4 separate regions of the Homo sapiens genome follow, and regions 1, 2 and 4 are each linked to region 3. Evidence: chromatin loops called from intact Hi-C (ENCODE). Cell type or tissue: dorsolateral prefrontal cortex. All regions are shown on one strand.

What was found. Hi-C counts contacts between places; a loop is a spot of excess contacts. Peaks named below come from ENCODE experiments on the same cell type or tissue, not always from the same donor. Only the 100,000 strongest peaks of a DNase experiment are listed, where the experiment ranks them.
Region 1: it touches region 3 in a loop (5-fold over the local background); 11 of 110 quality-filtered maps call a loop at or near these places.
Region 2: a loop joins it to region 3, with 3 times the contacts of the local background. A loop is called at or near these places in 33 of 110 quality-filtered maps.
Region 4: a loop joins it to region 3, with 2.4 times the contacts of the local background. A loop is called at or near these places in 17 of 110 quality-filtered maps.

The regions. Positions count from the first base shown.
Region 1 is chr2:3,648,702-3,653,701 of GRCh38, reverse strand. It overlaps a transcript of ALLC not described here. Among named protein-coding and RNA genes, the nearest start is that of ALLC, 7.0 kb to the left of the region's middle. RefSeq lists enhancers at 1,522-1,761, 1,013-1,761, 1,872-2,151. In dorsolateral prefrontal cortex, CTCF peaks have their summits at 1,843 and 2,552 (motif pointing right); DNase peaks (open chromatin) are centred at 1,551, 1,945 and 2,541; H3K4me3 peaks cover 1,460 bases; H3K27ac peaks cover 3,179 bases.
Region 2 is chr2:2,290,165-2,295,164 of GRCh38, reverse strand. The region is part of intron 1 of MYT1L (myelin transcription factor 1 like); the gene reads left to right. Among named protein-coding and RNA genes, the nearest start is that of MYT1L-AS1, 27 kb to the left of the region's middle. RefSeq lists enhancers at 881-1,380, 2,388-3,176. In dorsolateral prefrontal cortex, a CTCF peak has its summit at 3,110 (motif pointing right); DNase peaks (open chromatin) are centred at 697, 1,269, 3,083 and 3,472; H3K4me3 peaks cover 288 bases; H3K27ac peaks cover 4,780 bases; H3K27me3 peaks cover 781 bases.
Region 3 is chr2:2,118,268-2,123,267 of GRCh38, reverse strand. All of the region lies in intron 3 of MYT1L (myelin transcription factor 1 like), which reads left to right. Among named protein-coding and RNA genes, the nearest start is that of MYT1L-AS1, 200 kb to the left of the region's middle. RefSeq lists a silencer at 2,270-2,359. In dorsolateral prefrontal cortex, CTCF peaks have their summits at 2,097 and 2,297 (motif pointing left); DNase peaks (open chromatin) are centred at 1,179 and 2,277; H3K4me3 peaks cover 506 bases.
Region 4 is chr2:1,908,641-1,913,640 of GRCh38, reverse strand. MYT1L (myelin transcription factor 1 like) reads left to right here. Exons shown (of 25, transcript NM_001303052.2): 12 at 1,531-1,621; 13 at 3,294-3,401. Among named protein-coding and RNA genes, the nearest start is that of PXDN, 170 kb to the right of the region's middle. In dorsolateral prefrontal cortex, CTCF peaks have their summits at 2,675 and 2,880 (motif pointing left); DNase peaks (open chromatin) are centred at 2,618 and 2,850; H3K27ac peaks cover 3,698 bases.

The DNA.
Region 1 (5,000 bases), 1.5 Mb before region 3:
GGTCATCAAGGATGAGCAGAGCATCTCGGTGTGGTCTGGCAGCACCCTCGTGGTACCTGAGCCCAAGAGCAATGCCAGAAACTGTCTTCTCGACACCCACTGCTGCCACAATCCCCCAACAAACTGTGATGGAATTTTTTAGCAGAAGGACCTACCCCAGCTCACAGTGCCTGACACACCTTCAGGGAAAGCGGCAAGGGCTGGATCGTAGCTGGCAGGACGCAGGTCCACTTGGGCCACCAGGCCTTCAGTTCAACACATGCCCAGTCCTTGCCGGTCACCTGGAGTGGCCTTCCCTCTCCTCTCCAAACCCTGCCACAATGGATGTCTGTCCTGATTCTGGCCACATCTGAACTTCCTTCACACAAGTGGCAAACTGCAAACGTGGCCACAGTCCCTCACACCCCTGTGCAATGGAACTCCACAGCTTCTCCCATCATGGGCAGAGTCTATTTCCTGACCCCTGGGCTCACCTCATGACCAACTTGGGGCACAGAAGGAGACAGAGTGATGCTCCAGCTCTGAGTGGAGGCTTCGGGGGGCCCCGTGTGCACCCACTCTTTTTGAAGCAGCGCCAAAATGCTGCTGCCACCCTGCAGACATGTTCAGGCCAGTTACTTGAAGTGAGAATCTGCAGGCTGCAGACAGGCCTCCCAGCTGATGCACTGGAGACCAGCCACCCCACCAGCTACCCAGAGACACCAGAGTGAGCCCAGCCAAGACCATAACAACTGCCCAGCTTAGCTCAGTCCAAATTGCTGACTACAGAGTTAAGATTAATGGTTAAATGGATGGTTATTATTTAAAATCACTAAGTTTTGGCCAGGCGTGGTGGCTCACGCCTGTAATCCTAGCGTTTTGGGATGCTGAGCCAGGCTGATTGCCTGAACTCAGGAGTTCAAGACCAGACTGCGCAACACGGTGAAACCCCATCTCTACTAAAACACAAAAAATTAGCCGGGCATGTGGCACACGCCTATAGTCCCAGCTACTTGGGAGTCTGAGGCAAGAGAATCCCTTGAACCGGGAGGCTGCAGTGAGCCGAGATCACGCCACTGCATTCCAGCCTGCTAAACGAGCGAGACTCCATTTCCAAAAAAAAAAAAAAAAAAAAAAAAAAATCACAAAGTTTTGGGGTGGTTTGTTACACAACAAAAGCTAACTGATATACGCTGTTTGGGATATCTCCATCCTTAGGAAACACATTTTCTTCCCACCATAGAAATGGAAAAATATGTGCTTCCCAGCCTCCTTTGTATCTAAGGCATGGACGCCTACAAAGCTTCCATGTAGAATTGTGCGGATTGTAGCTCTATGAATAGTGGCTCTGGATTTGTGCAGTGCACAACCTGTGCAGGCCCACAAAATGGCCCCGAGCTCTAGGTACCAGACAGACCGGCCCCCAGGCTCTGCACAGGAAGCTAGTGAAATGCAAACACAGCAGCACAGCCGCTTCCATAGCAACAGCGGGCAGCCTAGCAACCACCCGCACCTGCTGCTGGCAGCCGAGGGGCCCTTGCAGGTCGTGGTGGGCGGCACAATCCATGGGCTTTGTTCCCTTCCACACGCACCGAGGCGGGGCTCCGGGCCTCCCAGAATTCCTGCGAGCTCCCAAAACGCTTTCAACAAATTCCCTTTGTGCTTAAATTAGCCCGACTGCGATTTTCCTGCTTGCAACTAAGAAACGTGTGGTTCTTGGTTCCGAACTGCTGAGCTGAGCCGGGTTGCGTCTGGTGACCTCAGCCCTCACCGGCCACAGACCCTGATGGGCCCACAGGGGAAGCGAAGGGCACGGTTTCCATGCAGTGACCTTGAGTTGCCTTCTACGGCGTGGGCAGAGCGCGAGAGCAGTTTCAGGCCTAAGGGAGGAGCATCCGGATGAATAGCTGCCCGCGAATAAGGACGATTGAGAGCCACGCGACATCTGTCAGGGATCTCGTCCTGCCCCTGAAGAAACGCCGGGCATGTTTCCCGCCTCCCCGGCCGATGGAGCTCCGCATGGGGTTGGCCCAGCCTCCATCCAGAGTTCGTCTTTGCCATCAACGGCCAAAGTGACCTTTCTTTCTCCTGACTGCTCTTTCGGTCGTCAGGTCTACGTGGCTGCTGTCACCGCAGGGACACAACGTGGGTGCCACTGAGGATGAGAACTCACGCGGAGCGAGGCCGGGTGCTTTCTGAAGAGTCTGACACCTCGGCCTCTGCCTCCTGCTCCCGCCTGCTCTTTGTCCTTTCTACGCCTTTAACTCGTCTCCCTTCCTAACACACACACACACACACACACACACACACACACACACACACACACACACACACACACACACACACACACACACACACACACACACACACACACACACACACACACACACACACACACACACCCCCCCCACCCACCCACCCACCCAAAAAGAATTCCCGCAAGCATCGGCGGCCTGAGCGCCCTCCGTGGCTCTGCAAACCTCCCCGCGCCTGTGTGGGCGCCGCCGTCCTCGTCCTCTTTTCCCACTAGATGGCAGTATGGAGCCACGGATCCGCCGCCACCGCCGGGCAGCCCCAGGCTGTGTGTCTGCGCTCATCCATCTCAGCCCACGCTTCAGAGGGCTCTGAGAAATACACGCGTGCCAGCTCTCCGGTCATGCCTCAATGCAGCACCTAATAAATCCCGGCTCTCTCCTTAACCAAACCGTTTCCCTCCTACTTTGCAGATCAGATTCTGCAGTCTACACAATAGGTCTCCTCCTCGGAAGTTATGGGAATAAAATCAGGGTAATGGTTCTGACTTCAGGCCCAGTGTTTATAGCCCCTCACGTTTGCTTTAAAGCAAGCATAATCCTACACTGCTGAATTAACCAGGTACAAAGAAAGGCCCCGTGCGCCTTCACTGTGCCTGCTATTAACACAGACTCCCCTCCATGAAGCCTGGTGGAGGGTCTGCAGGGTGGGGACTGCGTGACAGTGGGTACCCACATGGGAGGGGTAGTGTGGAGGCAGAGGTGTTTGTACCCAAGCTCCTCGCCTGTATGGGAGTAAACTGAGCCCCAGACAAGTGCGAGACGCCCCAGGAGCAGAGCATCTGGAAGGGAGGTGCACGCACTGCTGACCCCCACAGAACTATGGGGCAGGTGGCTGCCAGGGCCCACATGTTCACCGGGCCGAGGGGCTTCAAGGTGCTGCTGGGGCTGGAGCTGCAGCTGCCCGCTTGCCCAGGCCTCACCAGGCTTCCACCTGACAGTCACCGTGGTGCGCTGTTTCTCTCACTCAGTAGCCAGCAAACAGCGCTCAGCATCAGTCCTGGCAAGGCAGGCTGCCTGGGTCAACTCAGGGGCCATCAGCCCGGTGGCCGGCCACAGACAGGGAATCCTGGCTGCCCCGAGAGCCCTGTGGATGCCACTCCGGCCCCCAGGAGGAGCAGTGGGAGCTCCTGCAGGAACCTGGAACAGGGCTTTGCTATCTAATTCCCTAAACCCCAGAACCCAGAGAGTGTTCCCTCCTCCAGGAGGTGTCCCGGCTTCCTCTGCCCTCTCAGCCAGCGCTGCCCTCTTCCCTTCCAATTGAGGGCACTGTGCAGCCAGTGCCGAACGGCTCTTGTTTTCTGCAAGAATCAGACATAAGAGGGGAGAAAGGGGTGAAGACCCACAGATGACGGCTCCGTGCCTTCCAGGGCACTAATGCATCACGTCCAGTTCCTCACAGAACAAATTTGGAAAACGTCTTAGACGCTGCTGAACAGCTGTAGCTGGGGAAGCTACGGGCAGCAAGTCCTCGAATTGTTTCATCCAACCTTGCTTCGTTGTAACACTGATGAGGAAAAACACTGAATCCCAGCTGGGGCCGCTGTCTGTGGCGTCTGTTTGTTCTCCCCATGTCTGCGTGGGTTGTCTCTGGGCACTCTGGTTTCCTCCCGCGTCCACACGTGTGCACGTGAGTCCCTGGTGTGTCTGCCCGGTCCCTGTGTGAGTGCGGGTGTGTTGCCCTGCGATGGGACAGCGTCCTCTCCAGGGCTGGAGCCCACCCTGCACCCTGAGCTGCCAGGTCAGGCGTGGGCCACCCGCACCCCTGAACCAGAATCACTGGGTAACATGGATCTTATTTCTATTAATCTTTCTTAAATGTATGTGTAAACCACATTTACTTCAGTATTTAATATTAGAAGTGTTTGGGGGCCGGGCGCGGTGGCTCACGCCTGTAATCCCAGCACTTTGGGAGGCCGAGGCGGGTGGATCACGAGGTCAGGAGATCGAGACCATCCTGGCTAACACGGTGAAACCCCGTCTCTACTAAAAATACAAAAAATTAGCCGGACGTGGTGGCGGGCGCCTGTAGACCCAGCTGCTCAGGAGGCTGAGGCAGGAGAATGGCGTGAACCCAGGAGGTGGAGTTTGCAGTGAGCCGAGATCGCACCACTGCACTCCAGCCTGGGCAATAGAGCGAGACTCCGTCTCAAAAAAAAAAAAAAAAGAAGTGTTTGGGGTCTTTTTTCGAAGTCTGGTGATGACCCTGTGACCAGAATGACACCCTAGGCACTTCAGTCTTGCTCATTAACGCGCCCATTGTGGAACTGGTTTCATTAACTGCCATTTCACCCAAGCCTGCCATTTCCAAGAACCTATGACGTGTGTTGCCGTTTCTATGAACCCGTCTACGGCGTGCATGAGAACGTACTGTCCTGGGCTATGTTCACCACTGCCTGGCACCCAGGCTTCTCTACGGGGCCAGGTACTCAGTACTCAACACCCAGTACTCTGCCACGCCGACCGCCCTACACACATCGTGTCATGTAATCCTCACAAGGCCCCAGTGGGAGGCATGAAAATCATTCACTCCACCAATGAGGAAACTGAGGCTTAGGATGTTTCTGTAACTTCATGAAGATCACACTGTCACTTGAAGTCGTGTCCCAGCCTGGGACACAGCGGGTCGTGTGATGCGCTGGTGGAAGAGGCGGCCGTCTGCCCACATGGATTTGCAGGAGGACAGGGGTTGGTGTTGGAGCAGAGAAT
Region 2 (5,000 bases), 170 kb before region 3:
TCCTGAGCTCCTATCACATCTGCTCTGAAGCCTCAGCACGCTTTAGTATCACAGACTGTGATCAGGAAAGGCGGATCATAGATTTCACACCATCCAGCATCTCTCCTAATTCAGGGATTCTCCGGAAATCTTGACTGGTGTTCACCTGCTGATCCGGTCTCTGCCTGAATACCTAGATTGAAGGGGAGATCACCACCTAAAAAAAAAAGAACATCACTTTTAACTGCACGTTATTGATCTCATTTATGCACATTGATTGCTTCTCCACCCGGAATGTTAGCTTCTTGCGGACAGGGACTATTGTATAATATAATGTAGTATAATGTCTTCTACAATACCCTGCCCAAGTCTTTGCACACACTATTGCTTTCAACAGATACTTAATAATTGATTTCTTCTACAAGGTAAATGGTGAAATGAGCATCCGCTGACACTTTAATAATGGGCTGAATGTTTATTCCTAGTTACATGTGACTTAGATACCCTCAGCCTCCCCAGTAAAAAGAACAGGCAGAAAGTGAAGCAGATTTAACTCAGTTTTGGTCTCATGTGTAGAATGAGGTAATTTCAACTTCACTGTCTGCCCTCTCTTTCCTCCTTCCGTTCATATCTCGAATGCAATGCAGTCTCCAGCATGTGTTCAGTGGCTTAAGCTGAGCCTTGCTGGGCTGCCTGGCCTCAGATGAACTGCATCAGGCGCGGGCATCAGACGCGGCTTCTGGGTGATGCTGTGCTGAGCTCAAGTCAAAATTCATCTGATCTCAGTCCTTGCCAACTCTCTTCCCCCATTCTTTCTAAATTGAAACCATCCTAAGATATGCAACAAGGACAGCCAGGCTTTTGTTGTGCTTGGGGCCTGGCATAAGTTGAGAGGATGCCAGGGGCTCCCCTCACCACAGGGCTCCCCTCAGATGGCCAGTTGTTTTCTAAGCAGAGTCAAGTGACCGGGGCACCGCCCGTGAGTCGCTAACCGTCACCTGTGACCAACCATGCTTGTCTCTCGGCCATTCTCATGTTCCTCATTCCTCAGGGTCTGAGCTGTCACCATAATTTAATATTTTACACTGATAGATGAAGATATCTTTTAGAACCCAGATTTTTTTTCTCTTCCTCCTTACTCTCCTCTGTATTCACCCCACTACTTTTTAAAGCAAGACCATCCAATTCCACTGAAAGCGGGGGGCCCTGTCCTGCCCCCCGTGCTGGTGGCCGTTGCCTTCCCATGGCTGATGCTATCCAGAAGCATCCCTCAGAGGCGCGCCAAGCACGGAGCAGGCTGGCGTTCTTGGAACTGGGCATGAACAAGCCTGAGTTCCTTCCAAGGATCTCGTCCCACATCTTTCCTTCTGCTTTGTGCATTTTCAAAAACGTCTGACTCCAGAGGAGCCGGGAGGAGGGAGGGGGCCGGTCTTGCACCTGGGGGTTGGTGTCCACCTCCTGCCCCAGGCCGAGGGGCAGGTCCTTCCCAGAAGGGCCAGGGCAGCCTCAGGCGGAAGCTTTGGCCCTGCGCACCTAAGGGACACAGACACACCATCTTATACCAGTTACTACTTCCTCAGGGGTGTGTTTTGTTCCCCGGGGACCCCCTGAGGCCCCTCACCTGGAAGCCTTCGTTCTTCTAAGTTCCACCTCCTTAGCTCCGAGGGAAGCCCAGCTCCACCTGTGTGGGAACAGTGCTCACCATCACCCTCCACGCCCTGCTCCTGCAGATCTGCCTCTAACCAAGGGCGCTCTGTCCTCAAGGAGCACAGTCAGCGTGGGGGAATGGGGAATGAGGTCCTCTCTCTATCTGTAGTACCTGGGCACTGGGGACGGAGCTCTGAAGCCCTCACTCTTCCTTTTTCCTTAGTGCACTTGGCAGGTTCCCCTAAGAATACACAGGCATTTTCTTTCCCTCCTCGGTGCTGTTCTTGTTCTTTTTCTTATCCCTCAGCCCTTTGGATTACATAGAAGATGGACACAGCTGCCGTAGTAAAGGCCCCATGAGGCCAGTGGCACCTGATGTCAACGACAGTTTTGAGGCTTTACTTCCCCGAGCTGCTAAGCTGGGACCCTCTGGCTCCAGATGCCTCCAGGGTGGCTGTCTTGGCCCCAGATCCAGAGCCTCTATCTTCTTGATCCTGTCTCTATGACTTCAGATTTTCTCTGTAAGCAGAACTTGCAAATGAAACATAAACATGCAAGACAGAGGAAAATGTTCTTTTGCAGAGTGTGTTTCAGGGAAAAGAGCGTGCCTTGGTTCCCCGTCTCACCGATTTCCACAGATCCGTTCCTCTCCTATCCCACTCTCCTTATCTCAAATGTCTTTCTGATTGCTCTGTGTACAGACTTGGGGTTAAAATAAATTAGGGAGAATAGTTTGTCAGATACAGTTTATCCAATACGTCTGATTCCTTGGAAGCAAACTTGCTTGTGATATCAGGATGTAGAACCACTTCGTCTTTTTTAAATTTACAAATACAAACTTTGCTCTCTGTGTGACTTGAGCACAGTGTTCTCAATGTGGCTTGTGGAGGCTGGGACCCTGAGGGCCACACAGACGGCTATGTCTGTGCACCTGTCCCGGCAGGGCCCCGCGCTGAGCCCCAACAGGGATGGGAGGCTGTCCCCGAGTGCTGACGAACCACCTCTGGGTTTGCAGTGTCCTGTCCAGAAACCGTGTCACTGCTGAGGGCAATATGGAGTCCTGACATCCACAAGAAAATAAAAAATAGCAAAGGAAATCGAAGTGGGGAATTTTCCCAACAGTTCTTTCCATAGCCAACCGTAAGTCTTTTGTGCATTTCACAAGGACTTTTTCTCCAATTTCAGGTTTGTTTTCATGTAACGTTTGGGAATAGAATTGCTATCCCAAACCAAGGAGGCCGCAGGCTGGCCTGAGCGGCACCGACTCAGCTTCAGGAGAGGCTGAGCAGGGCAGCCTTCAGTCTTTCCTGAGCCACGGACCCCAGAGCTGCAGGCCCCTGCGCCCGCCCCCAGTCACTCTGCAGGAATTCTTGCATCTGAGGATAGTAGAGCCTTCACCTGCCCTGCTCGCTGCCCCTTTTGCCTGGGAAGATTCCTTCCTTCCCGCTCCACACCAACAGAGGGAAGCAGAGCCCACGCAGCTGAGGCCCAGGCCCAGAGAGCAGCGCCCTGGATGGGCAGTCGGGCCCCACCCGCTCCTCTCAGCCCGGGCACAGCCACCCGCCCCGCCCTGCACCTGCGGGCTGTCGAGCGCTCCTCTGCACTCTTAGAATCGCACTCTGACGTCTCGTGAGATGCTCCAGAGAAAGCTAGGCTGTGAATAGAAATGCTAAAAATTATCAAATACTCTGTGAGACAGTGACTTTTAGGTTCTTTTCAGACCCGGTCATGTGGGCTCCTGTAATGCAAGAGCTGGCACCTGGGGGCACAGGGTGCGTGGGTCGGGGAGCCAGGCTGGCTCGGCGCCTGCACGTGGCAAGGGAAGCTGCTGTCCACCTGCAACCGCACCCAGCGTACGCGGTGCAGAACCCGACTTTCCACACAGGCCACGGCGCCGGGACTCAGAACCCATCACGCACCGCGTCTCCTTAGAACTGAGCGGCTTCCTCTTGTTTGTCCCATTAGCAAATATGTCGCTTTTGATTTTCACCTTCCAGTTTGTGTGATGAGCTTCTTCAGGACAAAGACCTGGACACTTTCCTGTTGGCCAGTCTCCTGCCTCCCATCCCCAAGAGTCACCTCTTCCATTTCCGCGAGGAGTAAATGCCTGTAGATTAAATCTTCTTCTGAAGTCATGGGCAGGCATGGGGCTTCAGTTCCAGCTCCAACCTGTAAAATCATGGGCTTCTCTAGCTAATTGTCCTGAGCCCAGAACATTTTCATTTTATATCATAAAGAGATTTAAGCTCAAATCACAAATCACTGGTTTCATAGTCAGGAGGCAGGAAGGCTGTACGTTGGCTTTGTAGCTAAAACCCAGAATCACAACCCTTTTTTCCTGATTTTTTTCATCATTCTCGCTTCTTAGGCTGCTTCTGTGCTTTGTCTCAGGGTTCTCAGCATAGGAGAATTTAATGTTGCTCTGAGTTATTCCTTAAGTAAAAACATAATTTATACTGACTTTCATTTTTTTTTTTTACCTAGCCTTTCCCTTACATAATCTAAATTGATTTTTATAATGGCCCTAGAAGGTGAGTGGGCTGGTGTTGTCAATGTTTTATCTTTTTCCTCTTTATCTAATGGAGGAAGTGGTTGTGTTTTGAAGTTCATACAGCTAAGAACTAGCAGAATAGCAATTCAAATCTGGATTTTCTTTTGCTAGTTCTGGGGATTTCTTTTGAGCCAGTGTTTCTTAGCCCTGGCCACACATCAGGATCACCAGGGGACCTTAAAAAAAATACTGATGCCTGGGCCTCACCCCAGACTAATTGGATCAGTGTCTCTGCAGGCAGGGGTCAGTGCCTTTCCAAAGGTCGCAGGTAATTGCAATATGCAACCAGGTCCAGGAACCACATCTTTAAACCATGTTGTTTTCCTGCCTCTACGTCAGAGCATGTGTGTGTATGTGTGGACTGGGGGCATGGATGCTAACAGAATGCTGTCATTTTAACCTGTAGTTCTTAAACTTGGCTGGCACATGTGATGAGCAATTAAGTTTTAATGACTCTTTTTCTTCATTGTTATCTTTATGCCCACACCAGTGTTGTATTTCCTTAAAATGTAAGTCCTTTAATTATACAAACTGTGTGAGTATAACATGTTCTTGCTATTATATGGCATGTGATAAAGCACACAGCACGCTAGTCTTCGAGATGAGGTCATCCAGCGACTTCAGACTTGCGCAAATAAAGAACCTTTTAAAAAACGAAAGCAGACGAAGGCCTCGCTCCTCAGATGGAAGTGGAAGCCAGGGCTCTGGGCCTTCCCCAGCTCCCTCTCCTTGCAGATAAACGTTTGCTCCATCAGAGGTTGGGGGTGACCATGGGACTCTCAGATATACAGAGCACAGTTCCAAGACAAGGTTCTAGACCTCA
Region 3 (5,000 bases):
AAGAGCATTATTCCGCCTCCCACAGGCTCTAAGATGCTGAAACAGCCCCAAACAAATCAAATTCTTTAAATCCTAGGATTACAGAAAAACAGGGTAACCCAACATAGCCTGAGCCTTCAGAGTTTCATCCGGCAGTGATGCTGTGCCCAAAGAAATGGGTCAGATGATCCCCCACTGTGCCAGAATGTTGGGGAGGAAACACAAGGTCAGGCGAGCCAGCGTGCCCTGAAAACCCCTCAATCTCCTGGCTTCTCTCAGTTTGCATTCATTCCCTCACCCTGTGTGACTGCCCCCAAGCTCTCTCTCCTACTGTCCCTGTCTGCGCCTCCCCATAGAAATCCCTGTGTGGATCCAGTTCTGTCTTCTACTCATTGGTCTCTCTCTCTCTCTCTCTCACACACACACACACACACACACACACACACACACATTCCTATCCTCCCTCCCAGTTCCACAATTCTGTACAAAACACCAGGAACCAGCCTGGCAGAGACAGAACCCTCCACTGATGCGGAAGGACAGTAAGTTGTATGGCCAACCCAGCGTTCTCTGTGACAGAGAAGCGAAGAGGAACAACTTTAAACTCTTACACATTGGTAAATTTTGCCCATGGCCCAAGACTATACAACAATGTCCAAGTAATGGCTGTTAGCTTTAAATCGTCTATTTTGTTTGGAGGACTTGAGTTCTTTAAGAACTTGGACCCTGTACATGAATTACTTTGTATATGATAGCGTGTTACACATGTGTTATGTGCCTACGCCGGCCATTACAGGGAGGAAGGTGGGCTTTTTCCTACCCCTTCGTGTAGTCTAATGCCAGACACAGGCAGACATTCTGTGATGATGGTGGCTCTGATGCCCTGGGTGCTTCCGTGTTCCAGCCACTGCTCTGAGCACCTCGTATCCATCAGTGCATTCCACCTGCAGAGTCCCCATGAGAGTCCCCAGGAGAGAGGGGCTGCAGTGTTCCCATGACAGATGAGTAAACCGAGGTACAGAAAGGTCAAATACATCGTCCAAGATGGCACATACAGGAAGAAGTAGCACTCAGACTCCAAGCCAGACAGTCTGGAGCCGGTGCCCACACTCTTAAAGTGAGTGGGAGATACAGGCAGTTGACTGCACGGCATTGCTAGTCACATTGGATAGTGTGGGATCTCACCAGTGCCATAATCAGGTCCACGTGCACATCATCGCCAGATGACGGTGCCGCCCTGCTGACAGACGCACAGTTTAACAAGAGCGTAGGAAGACCTCACCTTCCCTGGTCAGGGGTGCGGGGAGCAGCAGTGCTTCCCTGCCATCGGGGCCGGCATCAGCCAAGCAACCCTTTCCTTCCCGGGTGGTCTCATGTGGCAGAAACAATCATTGATAGAGCAAGAAGGGACTGAGATCACAGGCGACCGCAGCCCCCTCCTGGGCTCCAGTAGCAAAGTGGGAGGACGAAGACTGCATTCATAATAGAGAATTCCTGAAAGCTTGAAAAAACGCGGTGGCTCACACCTGTAATCCTAGCACTTTGGGAGGCCGAGGTGGGCGGATCACGAGGTCAGCAGTTCGAAACCAGCCTGACCAACAAGGTGAAACCCCGTCTCTACCAAAAATACAAAAATTAGCTGGGTATGGTGGTGCGCACCTGTAATCCCAGCTACTCAGGAGGCTGAGGCGGGAGAATTGCTTGAACCCGGAAGGCGGAGGTTGCAGTGAGCCAAGATCACGCCACTGCACTCCAGCCTGGGTGACAGAGCGAAACAAACTCCATCTCAAAAAACAAAAAGCAACAAAGAAAGAGGTTGAGGGCGGTGGCTCATGCCTGTAATCCCAGCACCTTGGGTGGCCTAGGCGGGCGGATCACGATGTCAGGAGTCCAAGACCAGCCTGGCCAACATAGTGAAACCCCGTCTCTACTAAAAATACAAAGTTAGCTGGGCATGATGGTGGACACCTGTAATCCCAGCTACTCGGGAGGCTGAGGCAGGAGAATTGCTTGAACCCGGACCCGGGAGGTGGAGTTTGCAGTGAGCCGAGACCGCGCCGTTGCACTCCAGCCTGGGCTGCAAATTAGAAAATGTTTTCCTCGCCAATATGATTGAAGGAGAGCGAGTTTAAAAGACTTACAAGCACAATTATTTTTAACATGGAATCATGTTTAAAAGAGTTGCACTATAAAATGAAAATCCGGCAGTTCGATCCACGGGCTGGGGGGCACCTCCTTGACTTCCGCCGAGCAAGGGTCTGTGGGCGCTGGTTCCTCCGCGCCGGCCTCCCGGTGACCGCCATCGCCACCTGGTGGCCGTGGGTCTAACACACAGGTTCACTGGAAATGGACTTCGGGGGAGTCTGCAGGATTCCTGAGATTAAAACACCCACCACACAGTGCGCACTCAATGGGGACAGCTGGTAGGAATCTTCGGTGGTCGCTATGAGCGAGGTATTGCACGGTTCAGAGATGAGGATAATACACACACACGTGTGTGCAATGCGCACATTCGTATCCACAGTGCGGAGTGGGGAGCATGGGATCATCTTTCGTAATTTACAAACTGCTTTATAGGAACAAGTAATACCTTAAGAGTTACCTTAATTATAAATTTTTAGCTTCTCTTGTTTGAGTTTCACCAACAGCTTGATTTTTGTAAGAGCATGACTCCCCTTAGCTTCACATCCATCCCTCACAGTGTACCAGCGTACAGAGCCGGCCTTCAGGGCACAATAATTTAGGTTTAAAAGAGTGAGATGGAGAACAAGCCCTGTACTGACTTTACAATGATTTTTAAAAATAAAAATAAATAAAAAAGGCCTTAATAGGAAGCTTAATGTAGTGGAAAGAAGAGACAAGCAGAGAGGTAAGTACTATTTTTGAAACAGGTTAAGTTATAGTCATCACATTATGCATTTTACAAGCAGCACGTGACTTATGAGAAAACAGAGGCCCAGGCAGATGACGTTCATCCCCAGCTTTAAGGTGTACATGGCTGGCTTGTGATTTACCCTAAGCTGAGCTTGCAAGGGCAGCGACCACTCCCTCCCAGGGCTGTGAATGTAGACGCAAAGGAACCAGTGTCCATTCCTCATAGAAAACTCAGCTGATTGAGCTAATTTGACGATTAACACTATCATATTGTAGTGAGGCATGCCGGCGATCTAGACTAAAACTCTGTTACCATGGGGGGCAAAGAACGGCATCCTAACCCAGATTTTGTAACGAGCTGGGCAAATCTCCTAAGGTTGATCTCCATTTCCCTCATTTGTGAATGTTAGGTGTTTTCAGTCATCTAAGTCTCCTTTATTCTCTTAAACAGGCACACACCCTCACTCGCACACATACATATTTCTTTTCTCTGTCATATTTCCGCAAACCAAATTTCCTTGTAAGTGACGTAAGATAGCTATGATTAAAAAAAAATACTTTCACTTTACAGTTAGTATGTTTAAAAGGTAATGTATGTTAGTTTGGACATTTGAAATAATTTATAATTAGAAAGAGAATGCATACATACAGTTTTGTATACTTGAGTATTTCTAACACTATGAAATTAATATTATTGTGTCTTGTATTAATGCGAATCATGATGTTAACTCTTGTCACTAGCAAGGGAAGAATAAGTAAGGAACTGAGGTTAAACCTGGGCTGAGCTGCACTCAGGGATGTACCCTGAAATGCACAGCATGCTTCTCCTACTCCAGGTTTTAAGATGAATTTTTTCTTACGGAAAATGGAAAATGGAAATATGATCATTTAATTCTGAAAACTTGTTTTAGAATTCAAATACTTAATTCAGTAGTCTGCATTGAGATAAATTTTTAATATATTCATTACACAAAAACTGAATTTTATTTTCCCTTAATTACTTTTGGGTAATGACTCCCAAATAAGATGAGATATTTATGAGTTTTTACCTTAGACTACATTTTTCATAGATTACTATTTATTTACTGTAAGCATGAATTCTTAAGTGCCTATTTATGTAGGTAAAAGCACTCTGTAATTTTTAAAGCAATATATTATTACAAGTGTTATTTATTCCTAGCAAATTGCCTAACAGGTTGTCCTCTCACCATTTTTCTAATTTTTTTTGGCCAGGTCAAACATGTTTTCACACCTTTGAAAAATGTACGTGAAAATGTCCTGTTAGCGTGAAGCTGTGATTCAGAGGTAGCGTAAGGTTTCAGTGTAAATGCAAACCCAACCAGTAGCTAGAGATATTCTGTATCTTCAAATGTTTGTCTTAACCACATGGTTGAATATTTAACCTAATGAATATGGTGGCAGGAAAACTGGAAGCAACCATGCGCCCTGGCGCACGCTGTCATTTATACAGAGAGCTCTTAATTCCGTCACTGTTCTCCTAGGAGATGGCGCCTTATTCTATTTACCTCTCATTATGAAAATGTCAGTGTTCCAACCTTGATAAAACTATTGTTGAGAAAGTAGAATGTACTTGATGTTTTCTTGTGGTAGTTTAGTCTGGGAGGGAGGAAGTGGTATTTGATGGATAATTGTTAAATTTAGATTTTTAAAATTCCTTTTGTCATAATAATTCAAGTTTCACTGAAAAAAAATCCAAGCAAAATGACTGGAATTATTTAATATTGATTGGTAGTATCCAAGGCACTATCCTTAACAGAATTTGTTTTGTTGTCGATTTTAAAATTTGAGGAATTTTCAAATATTTTGACAAGCACAAGGCATAACCACATTTATAACCCTTCTATGTTTGTAACAGGCATCCTTGTAATTGATTTTATGGCTATGGGATATCTGAGTAGAGTTTCTCTGGGAATTTCTGGAATCACTGATTTTGATATCTCAACCTTAGTTATAGCCACATAATATTATTGGAGAAATCATTAATATCAGTGTTTATGCACCAATTATTTTGCTTAAGTTATCTTCAATTAGGACTTCAAGTAGAATAGGATTATCTCAGTTGTTTTATTGATTAATATACTTCAACTTATGCTTGAAAAATTTTAAGCAATTCTTCATATTAAATA
Region 4 (5,000 bases), 210 kb after region 3:
CAGAGGGGAGCAGTGTGAAGAGAAGCATTCGTGTGCTGTTGTCACACGGTGGTGGACAAATGATAAAGAAGAAAGAATGAACGAAGTAGGTAGATCGACATCCTGCAGGAAGGAGGACCACGCACATGCTTCCTGGAGAGGCCTCCCTGTAGGGAGGAGCAGCACTTCTTCCTCTGGGACAGGGAGGAAGGGGGCAGGGAACTGTGCTTGGATCCTCTCAGAAAGGAACCCTCCTGTGACCCCCTCCAGCCAGGTGCCAGCACAAGATGAACCAAAGGTGGACTCACTTTGATCATTCATTTTTCTGACAGCACTTACTAGGACCTACCACATCCAGGACAAGCCAGGAACTGTGGGAGCGATAAAGCTAATACCAAAGCAAACTCTGCTGAAGGGACTGCCCAGCAGTAAGAAGACAGGGTGTGGACTCAGATAACAGCAACACCATGTGGATGTGGGATTCAGTGCCCAGCAGACTGCAGGGGAAAGAGAGAGGTTGTTCTAGAGAAGGAGGAAAAGTGTCAAAAATACAATTACATAACTAGAGTAGGCAGATCTGTTTTGAATAGACCTTCCATGTTCACCTGGCCTCAGGTAAACCTTGCTGTCAGGGAAAGCCACCACCCCATTCCCCTGGAGTTTGGAGACAGCGGGCTCAGAGGAGCAGAGCATGATGCAGACAGGGTCCGTGTGGGGGTCCCTTCGTCCCTGCTAACCTTCCCCCAGAACCCAGAGTAGTAGAGCGTTCATGAAGGACCAGAAAAGAAGGAAGACACAAATAATTCAGGTCCAACACCACTGCTGGGAAAATTCAAGCAGCTCTCCCCTGCCGACCAGCCAGTAGCATCCTTGCACCACAAAAGGTGTCCATGCAAGAGGCCTCTCCCGCTTGTTAATTTCACAGGGTAAAAACGCAGACGCTTACTCTTCTAGCTCATCCTATTTAAAGAATAATAAAGCACTTGATTCCTAAAGGAAGAGTGATTATTTAATTCATTTTATTTAAAATTAAGGTTTGTGGTTCTGTATTCATCTACCCACCACACGTTCATAATGCTGTGTGTTTCCAAAGCACAGGCATGTTTTTAAAATCCCCAGCCTCTGTGTTGTTCTATGGCTAATCAATACTCCATGCTTGTGCATGGGTAATATCTGTGAGGCCCTCGCTCCCCTAGCCCATCAGGAAAGAGTCAGTTCTGTGTTCTCTGAACTCCCCAGCTCCTGGCTCCAGCGCCTCTGCTGTGTGAGGCCCTTAGCATAGAGTCCCGTCAACCTTCTTTCTCTGGCCTTTCATGTAGGGTCTGTAGGGTCCAGTCAACCTTCTTTCTCTGGCCTTTCGTGTAGGGTCCGTAGGGTCCAGTCAACCTTCTTTCTCCTCCCATGTGTGTTTTCCTGGCCATGCCCATCACAAACGTTTGTAGGACTGTCTATCATGAGCGACCTGGCCTTTGTTAAATGACTGCATTTTCATGTGCCCTAACCGTGCCTCTGTTTTAACACTGGCTGTTCTCTTTGCCTCTCCCTGTCAAGTCCTTGCCATGCATGAAAGTGTCCTCAAGTGCCCCACTCCGGGCTGCACGGGGCGCGGGCATGTCAACAGCAACAGGAACTCCCACCGAAGGTAAGCCACGCGTGGGTCACTGGTGTGGGAGGGAGCACCGGCTGCTCTCCATGCCTTCTCCTTCCTGGGGGGCCTACCACGCTCCATATGGTGCTCCCCACCGTGCTCCCCAAGTGCGGGCACCTCCATATAATGCACGGGAGTGAAAGCACTCCACGCCCTTGTGGTGCAAACTGGATGGTTTTAGTTGCCCCACCCACCTTATCATAGCAGGGTATAGTATCAGGAGTGGAAACCATGACCATTTACAATGGCTGGAAGGAAGGAGACCAAGCCTTCGCTGTCCTCCGAGGTGAAGACAGGGCTGTCCTAGTGTTCATTGGACAGGACGTGGCCTGGAATGCAGCACGCCTGTACAGTGTGTAGCTTGGCTTGGCTGCCCTTGGAATTCTATGGAAACCCCAGGTCACAAGTATGGACGTCTTCAGAAAACCTGCAGATGTTTAGCAGGTTGGGGGGTGGTCTGTGGGAGGCTGGGGTGCCAGGGAAATAGATTCTGGACTCCTGCTAACCAATGGACTCAGAACCACTCTTTTGTTTGTGAAAGATCTGAGTTCTCTTTTCCTGTCCTGTGCAGACTTGATAAGAACTACTCAGCTGCCCATAATATTGCGTTCTTATCTGATAACTTTTTTTTTCCCAGAGGCCAAAAAGTGATTCTTTTAAAGTTTGTCTTACAGTCTATGGTTTTATGAGTTCACGTAAAATTGTATCTAAAAGAAGGAAACTGTTACAAGCTTCACTCTAATTTTTGCTTGTCTGACTGGCAAACCTGGTCCTTTGTGTTACATTTATAATGAAACAAATGACCACTGTGCCCTCCAGAGACATTCAGGTGTTTAATCTGCAGAAGCAGGAAATGATCGATAGGTTGGAGAGGTGCGTGCTGTGTGCTGTTCGATGCAGCATCCGCAGCGTCAGGGCCTCCGTCAAACCTCAGCACAGGCGTATTTTTGGGATATGACACATATATGGGGTGAGCGTCTGTGCATATGAGCAGATACGTATGTAGACACCCACAGAGCAGACACGGTGATTTCACATAAAGTGAGCTTGCACACAAAAGAGCCCAGCTGCTGTCTCCTCCGTCTAGACTAAGCCTGAACTATTTGGCTCCACAAAACATTTTATTGCAGTCCTAGAAATCATTCTGCTTTCCTCTCCACTTTCATTTCCCTGCTTGTGGAGAACACCAAAGGGCTAAAGTCAGACAGGCCCCCCAGACGCCACAGTCAATAGCATTTAGGAAATCAGCTTGGAGCTCCATCTTCTGGTAACAGTCAATTCATTGCCATTCTGGGGCTTCAAAACTCATCCTACCCAAGCTGTTAATTCTTCATCTCCAGAAATGGAATCTGTCTACAGTTTTCACCAGCTATGTCCTCCCGAATGCATGGGAGCTGGGATGCTCTCATTGGGAAGGATTGAATACACCTCACACATAGCACTGCCGCCAGCATTCTCTGCTGGAGACCAGCAGAAAGCATGCACCTGGAAACATGACTACCTCCCCCTCTCCCAGTCCACCCATCAGGACTGCCTGTGCCAGGTTTGGGAAACTACCCCTCCCTCACCAGCTCCACCTGCATCAGGGTCTTGGTGCTAAGGGAGGATTAGTGTGCTGTGAAGGTGTTTGAGGCGGGACCATTCAACCCGCTTTCTGTGATTGCAGCCTCTCCGGATGCCCGATCGCTGCAGCAGAGAAACTGGCCAAGGCACAGGAAAAGCACCAGAGCTGCGACGTGTCCAAGTCCAGCCAGGCCTCGGACCGCGTGCTCAGGTACCCAGCAGGAGTGCACCATCCGTGAGCTCTATCCATAGTCTGCCCCACACCTCGGAGCGCTGGGGACACCCGCTCAGGGCATGTCCCTACAGCAGCAGGGGCAGGGACTGGAGGGCGGGGCTGTGCTGGAAGCCGGGGCCAGGACCCCTCACTCCAGGCCAGGCTGTGTGAGGGCAAGGGTGTCATTCTTCCCCTGGTGTCTGCGGATTCGCTGTGACAATTTACATGAGAGAATTGGAGGAAATCATTTCTGGTTTTGTTTCTGGACCTGGTATTTCATGAGTCTGAGTGCTAGATGAAAGGGAAGCTTTGAAAATTACTGAGATGTCCAAGGTAATTTTGTCATATTTTGCAGGATAGGGCCTCACACCAACTAAGGCTGGTGCTGATGTTTCTGACGATGCCAGGGGTATGAGCACCCTGTGCACACGTGTGGAAGCTCTCGCGTGCAAAACCGGCAGAGCTCCCTCCTGTTACGCCCAATGCCCTGAGGTGTAGGTGGGAGTAGGTGTTGTCACCTCCGTTTGGCAAGTGAGAAAATCCAGAGTGCGGAGGTTAAATGACTGACCCGAATGTTACAGTGGGTCAATCAGTGTTACAATGTCGCAGATCATCCGGCTGAAACCACTGTTTTATTGAAGTTTTGGGAGGATAAGCTCCCCATTCACTCAGCCCTTCTATACAGCTTTCATTCTTACGTGTTGTTTGAAATCCTCATCTACATGAAAACTATGACAATTGTCACATATCCTGCCTTTTCACACAACATCACAGCAGAAACACGCGTCCTTGTCTCTATGTAATCATCTTAATTGTCATCTTCACAGCTACGTATATTCTACTGTTCAGATGTACCCCTCAGTGCCAAAACTAGGTTCTAGCTTTGAGGCATTCAGGCTGTTTCCTGCTTTTACTATTAAAGAGAGGGCAATAATACACATTTCTTTCATATATACAGCACTTTGCTTCTGTTATTTCTTTGGCTACTCAGAAGGCTGAGGTGGGAGGATTGATTTGAGCCCAGGAGGTCAAGGCTGCTGTGAGCTGTGTGATTGCACCACCATACTCTAGCCTAGATGACAGAGCAAGAACCTGTCTCAAAAAAATAAAAAAGTAAATTATTTATTTAGGATAAATCTCTTGGAGCAAATCACTGGGCAAACAATATGAATATCCTTTTTGTTCTTGAGTATTATTTCATAACATCCCAAGAAGCTTCTAACGTAGTAATTAAACTCCCTTCCTCCCTGAATAGAAAAGTTAAAATCTTTACAGAAAATTATAAATATTTATTTAAGCAAAAATAAGAAAACAAAGCCATCTATGACCCTACTATCAAGAGATAACTCCTCAATAAATTGTGGCACAGCTACATCTAGAGTTTTCTGCATTTGGGGTCCTGGCCTGAAGTGCCCCCAGAGCACCCATCTCAGGAAGCCACCCTTTCAGGGAAATGCACCCACCTTCCATATGGCAAGACCAAACACTGAACAACTCATAGGCCACCCTCCCTCTCCCCATCAGCCCACAGCTAATTATTGGCAACATGAAAACCACCCCCACCCAATAAAACAGACCAACCCGCGGGGCTGCGTA